2 separate regions of the Homo sapiens genome follow, and region 1 is linked to region 2. A link is a contact called in ENCODE Hi-C or POLR2A ChIA-PET data. All regions are on one chromosome and are shown on one strand. The core of a region is the stretch at or near the end of the contact, and the rest is flanking DNA. Distances in the headings are between cores, read along the strand shown.

Region 1 (2,929 bases), core at 403-2,902, 54 kb after region 2:
TAGGGCAACCTGGAGATGGGGCCGTCTGAGGGGAAGAAGTCAGAAAGAGGGAGAATGGCATAAAAGAAAAGGTGACACGTCAGCAAAATCACTCCATGAGCTTTGGCGAGTGAATCAGTGATCATTTCTCATGGAAAGGAAGCAGACAACAAACACAGCCCTTCCAAACAAAGTATCCCTGCCACACTCCACCAGCAAAACACACCCTCGCCACAGCTCCCAGAGCAGTCACTTTGGAAATTAATTCTTTTCTATAGACTTCATGTGCTAGATTTCTCTCCTCGGCAATCACATAAGATCTAGAAAGGAACTTATATTTTAATAGAATTTGTTTTAATTATGAGGAAAGGGTGTCTGCCCTATCAATTAAGTCATGCTTCAATTAGTACAGCTATCATTGGGGTCATTACTTTAAGTATTTGAAATGTCTACTTAAATAAGGTCACTTTCAATTTGGTAAACACGCCTAAGTCATCATATTAATTCACAGCCAGTCACCCAAGGAATGCTGAGTAAGTAAACAATCAAGCATTAGCTAACTAGCCACAAATCCATCTGACTTTATTAATTTCTCTCTTGGCAAAGAAGCAAGAGAAGGAAGCAAACCATCAGAAACATTCTCACATTGTTCATTCACTATACATTTATTACATACCAGGTGCCAGGCACTGTGCTTAGGTTTCAATATGTTACTAATATTCACAACTCAGTATATATGAATGTTTTTAAAAAATGAAATCCAATTTTCCCAAAAATAAAAGTTTCAACTCCTCAGATGTTTTATCTTATTTCTGCCTGATATGCCTTCCTCCACGGGGTGTGTGATACATCCCAACTCTTCAGCTTCCAGGTTTTCTATCCCTCGCTCCAAAAGACTAATCACCTGACAAGTAATTAATGAATATAAACTCACACTAGAAGTACTAGAGAGGCACTCACTATTTTAAAAGTCCTAGGAGAATACGAGTGGTAAAAAAATACTTCTATTGTTGCACTCAGATTTTTTATATATACATTTGGGTTTTGTGTTAGAAGGAGTAGCTTACACTTATTCAAAAACTTTTTAAAAATACACATATATATATATTCAAAATGCAGACAGAGATGTATACATCCTAGGAATAAAGTCTGAAAAGAGTACCACTTTATCAGAGGAATTCCCCTTGCCTCATTTCAAAAGAAACACCCCCTTTCCCATCTTCTTCTGGCAACACTGAAAAACTGGCACCCATCCAAATCAATATCCAAGAAAAGACCCACACTGAGAACTGACCTCAAGCAAGTCACTGCTCATCACTAAGAAAAGGAGTTGGCCTGGAGATGTCCCATGTTCCCTCTATGGCCTGCAGATTAGGGGGTCCAATGTCACCTAATCTACTACAGCTCCATGGGGAGCGGGTACAGATACTATACACATCCACACACTGAACCCAGCCTGGTCTCCAACACACACATGCTGCAGGCCCCTACCCATGAGGCCCCAACTCCCCCAGGGAGTTCCAGCTGGCTTACCAAGACACATAAAACACCCTCACACCACCCAGAAGGAGAGGTGAGGAATCTCTTTCCCTCAGCCAGGCAGTCTCCTGAGGCTGCTGACATCACAAAGGTGTCAACTGGCAACCTCATTGTCATGTGGCTCTCCCCTGGCTCCCCTTCACTTGCAAACGCAGGGAAAGGGTGAGACCTTTCAAAGCTGCCAAGTGGGCAAGCTTCCAGCAGCAGTCTGGGAGCGAGCGACAGAGCCACCAAGCTGGGCGGCAGGGCATTGAGCCTCGCGTTTCAATTTCTGTTCAGTTCTCCTGTAATGGAAAATTGCTTTGCACAAAGCTAAAGTGTTACAGTTCTTTCCAGAGCCCCTCCCCCGCCCCACCCCCCCACCGGCAGCCTTCGGATCAGAGGACAGAGCCCGCAGGAAGGTGAAAGGAGGGTGGTTGTGGCTTCTTACTATGTCCCTTGCTTCAGGCCCTGGCCCTGGGTGGTTACTCTTTTCCTTTGGAATGGGGCTGGTATCAGGGTCAAAGTGTCCAAATAATTGTCTGTGTCAAGCCCAAGAAGTAATCTGCACAGGGAAGCAGTTAACCGAATACCCCCTTGACATACCCCTGAACACCCGGAGGCTGTTCCTGAACGAGAACAGAATCACTAGTTTGCCAGCAATGCATCTAGGACTCCTCAGTGACCTTGTTTATTTGGACTGTCAGAACAACCGGATTCGAGAGGTGATGGATTATACCTTCATCGGGGTCTTCAAACTCATCTACCTTGACCTCAGCTCCAACAACCTAACCTCGATCTCCCCATTCACTTTCTCGGTGCTCAGCAACCTGGTGCAGCTGAACATTGCCAACAACCCTCACCTGTTATCGCTTCACAAGTTCACCTTTGCCAACACCACCTCTTTGAGGTACCTGGACCTCAGAAATACCGGCTTGCAGACCCTGGACAGTGCTGCCTTATACCACCTCACTACTCTGGAGACCCTGTTTCTGAGTGGAAACCCCTGGAAGTGCAACTGCTCTTTCCTGGACTTCGCCATCTTCTTAATAGTGTTCCATATGGACCCCTCAGGTGAGGGCTTGATTGGGTGTGGGGAAGAGGATGTGATTGAAGTGGCTCCAGAAAAGGTGAACTCAAAAGATGGTCAGAATGGGAGAAAAAGTTGGGTGAAGCTGATTGAATGCATTCTTATTACTCTGCAGGGCCCACCCTTGGGTTGACTGGAGTAGCAGTAAGAAAAAGTTCTGAAATAGGAATTCAAAGAGCTGAGTTCTGGTCCCAAACTCAGCACTTACCAGTTGGCTACCCTTGAAAATGTCACCATTTCTCTGAGCCTCAGTTTTCTAATCCATAAAGTGGGGACAATAATATTACCTAAGGCACAGAGTTGCATCAAATATATGATGTGTGTAGAAATGATGAAGTACTC
Region 2 (2,899 bases), core at 295-2,794:
AACCAGGTATCTTGTAGGGTAATGCTGGCACATGTCTGGATGTGCCCTTCACCCAAAATGATGTCTCTCTTGGACGCATGGCTCCCACATGAAGTGTTATGTAAAAAAATGTTTCTCTGGTAGAAACGTATCACCAGCTAAATATTCGTAGAGAGGGCCAGGCACGGTGGCTCATGCCTGTAATCCCAGCACTTTCGGATACTGAGGCAGGTGGATCACTTGAGGTCAGGAGTTCAAGACCAACCTGGCCAACATGGTGAAATCCAGTCTCTACTAAAAATACAAAAATTAGCTGGGCATGGTGGTGCAAGTCTGTGATCCCAGCTACTCGGAAGGCTGAGGCAAGAGAAGCGCTTGATCCCAGGAGTTGGAGGTTACAGTGAGCCGAGATCACACCACTGCACACCAGCCTGGGTGACAGAGTGAGACTCCATCTCAAAAAAAAAAAAAATGTAGAGAGTATTTTCCATTTTCCCATTAACAAGGTGAATCAAAGTAGTGTGCAAGGTTTCCAGAGGAGAAACAGAATTCAAGCATGCTAGGCTGACAATGGAGAAGCAGAAAAGGAGCCAGTGTTTGACTCAAAGGCCCAAGCATAATAAACATGTAGACTGGTCTGAAGATCATGCAGAAAGCATCAGTGTATTGGCCATTGAATCACTGTTTTCCTTAAAATGAAATCCATTTCTTAAAATTACTTTGTAAACTAACATTTTCAAGTATACTTTTAATTTATGGCAAAACCACAATAAAGAGAGGCAAGTTAGTGTGACATAAGGGCATTTATTAAGAGTCAGGTTTTGACACTAGCTACGTGACTTGGGCAACATTTTTTATCTCAATATCTGGGTTTCCATTTCTTCATATGTAAAATGAGTCTAGTTTGATTCTTCTCAACCTTGGTTGATCAGCAGAATCCCTAAGGAGGTGTTAAAACATACCACTTTCTGGGTATCTCTCCCAGATAGTATGATTTAACTGGTCTGGAATGGGGCCCAGGCATCAGTATTTCTAAAATATTTCCAAGTGAATCCAAAGTGGGCACAAGCTGAGAAGCATTGCACTGGATGAGCTCGATGCTCCTTTCAGCTCTCATCTTCCTTTGGCTCAGGAGTCTTCGCTTCTGGGAGTGTCTGAGCCATTGGAAAACTTAGTAACCAATGATGGATACATCCCACAACACTTGAGGCTCGTACTTTGCCTCTTAAGAGGGTCACCATTTCTTTTTTTAAAAAATGAATATATCTATCCATCAAGTTAAAAAATCTAAAGCAGCTTTAAAAATAGGTTTCGAAATATGCTGTGCCTCTGACATTTTGTACTGTCCTGAGAAGATACTCAATAGCCCTTCCCATAGTGTCACCAAAAGCTTTCTTTATTCCACTTCAACCCTTCCCTATGTCTTTCGGGCATTTAGGCCTTGGGCCCACATTTGTTTCACAGTTGAACTCGAAGTGCTGATTCTTATTTCAGTTTGGATTTGCTGCCAGGTCTCCCAGCCCAAGTTCAGTTTCCCATGGGCTGGCTGAACCACCAGTGTAAAACAGCAAGATAACATCCCAGAGCTGGAGCTCCTCCAGCCATGTTATGTCAGGAGAACCGAGTCCATGTTGGCCTCACAGGGTCACTGTGTTCTCACAGCCAGGAAGCCACCCTGGAAGCACATGGATGGATGGCTCCAGCATTTCATTTCAACGCCATCCAGTCTCTCATTCCAGCTGTCGAGAGCAAACCAAAGGGAGAAGAGAAAAAAAAAAGTCCAAAGAAGCACTAGTTCAAGGCCAGTTTCAGAAATCAAGTGTTTAAATAAAAGTTATCCAGACTGAAATTCTGGACTCTGATAAATTACAAAATTAAAACCAGAATAAAGGTAGGTAGCTCTGAACACTCTGGTCAGTAAGTTTCTGAGTTAATTGACCGAACTGTCCAGTTAATTGCTTCCACCCGCACTTCCTTTTGGTTATGGAGACAGTTTCTCTACAGAAACAATTGCTTTCCCACCTGAAGGTTAAAATAACAATGTAAAACTATACCTGGCAAAAAGTTTGATCTTTAGATCAAGGGATTAGATTGGTTTTAGTTAGGTAAATTTTATAGCCTGGAGAAAACTATTTTCAAATTGCTGCAATATTTTTGTAAACCCAAGATTTTCTCAGTATACGAAAGAGTTAGCAGGGCCACCCAGGTCTTTACATGGAGTTGGCCTGGAGTTTCTGCTTACCCACATAATCCTCATTTTCAAGATTAAAAATCATAGTAATAAGAACATTTCTTGAGTTTTGTCATTATTCATCATTAGATTCGTCTAGATCATGCCAGAAGTAGAAACAAAATAAGATAGAAACAGAGTGCTTAGGAAAAGATCAGGGACAGATTGAAACATGGCCCACTAAGCAGGTCAGCCAGTTACCCTGCTCTTAGGCTACTATGCCAGCTGTCGCCCACTACATCCTTACCCTGGTGCCACTCATCACCATGCCCAAGGAAAATGTCCAAAGGAAATCTCCAACCCTACAGAATAGTGAACGAGTACCCAGTTACCTTTAGGATTAACCTACCCTGATAACACAGAATGTGGAATTCCCCTAGAAATACTGAGGCCAAGAAGAGGCACCAGATCTCATTTGGGGAACACAGGCTGATGATTTTCCAAACTATTCGAGTGTTGGATGCCCACAGACGCTGTGCTATCTGCACCGTAAGGCTGTGTAGCTCACTGGTGAAGAACATAGGACTTAGAAGACTAATCTTGGTTCCATTCCCAAGTTCTACGTTCACTTGCAGGGAGATCTTAGACAAATTACACAAATTATTGAGCCTCAGTTTCTTCCTCTGTAAATGGAATATGGGGTTTGAGGCAATGCACAGCTGAAAAATAAGAGGGTCTTAAGAAATTATA

The links. Hi-C counts contacts between places; a loop is a spot of excess contacts on that map. ChIA-PET counts read pairs that join two places held with the same protein, here RNA polymerase II (POLR2A). Pooled maps may share reads with other maps.
Region 1: a loop to region 2 is called in a map of heart left ventricle, with 2.1 times the contacts of the local background. The contact joins the promoter of LRRC52 here to the enhancer-like site in region 2. A Hi-C loop is called at or near these places in 7 of 168 maps with a recorded cell type or tissue (Calu3, K562, gastrocnemius medialis and 2 more) and 6 of 50 pooled maps. POLR2A ChIA-PET finds 5 or more read pairs at or near these places in 1 of 52 experiments (activated T-cell).

The regions. Positions count from the first base shown.
Region 1 is chr1:165,542,348-165,545,276 of GRCh38, forward strand. LRRC52 (leucine rich repeat containing 52) reads left to right here and starts at 1,653. Exons shown (of 2, transcript NM_001005214.4): 1 at 1,653-2,571. The coding sequence starts at 1,950. The region is part of intron 3 of LRRC52-AS1 (LRRC52 antisense RNA 1); the gene reads right to left.
Region 2 is chr1:165,488,812-165,491,710 of GRCh38, forward strand. All of the region lies in intron 5 of LRRC52-AS1 (LRRC52 antisense RNA 1), which reads right to left. Among named protein-coding and RNA genes, the nearest start is that of RXRG, 45 kb to the left of the region's middle. Within about 2 kb of position 1,545, at least 3 of the 41 ENCODE cell types and tissues checked have a DNase peak (open chromatin) inside an H3K27ac peak, as active enhancers do; they include gastrocnemius medialis, where a contact is called at or near this core.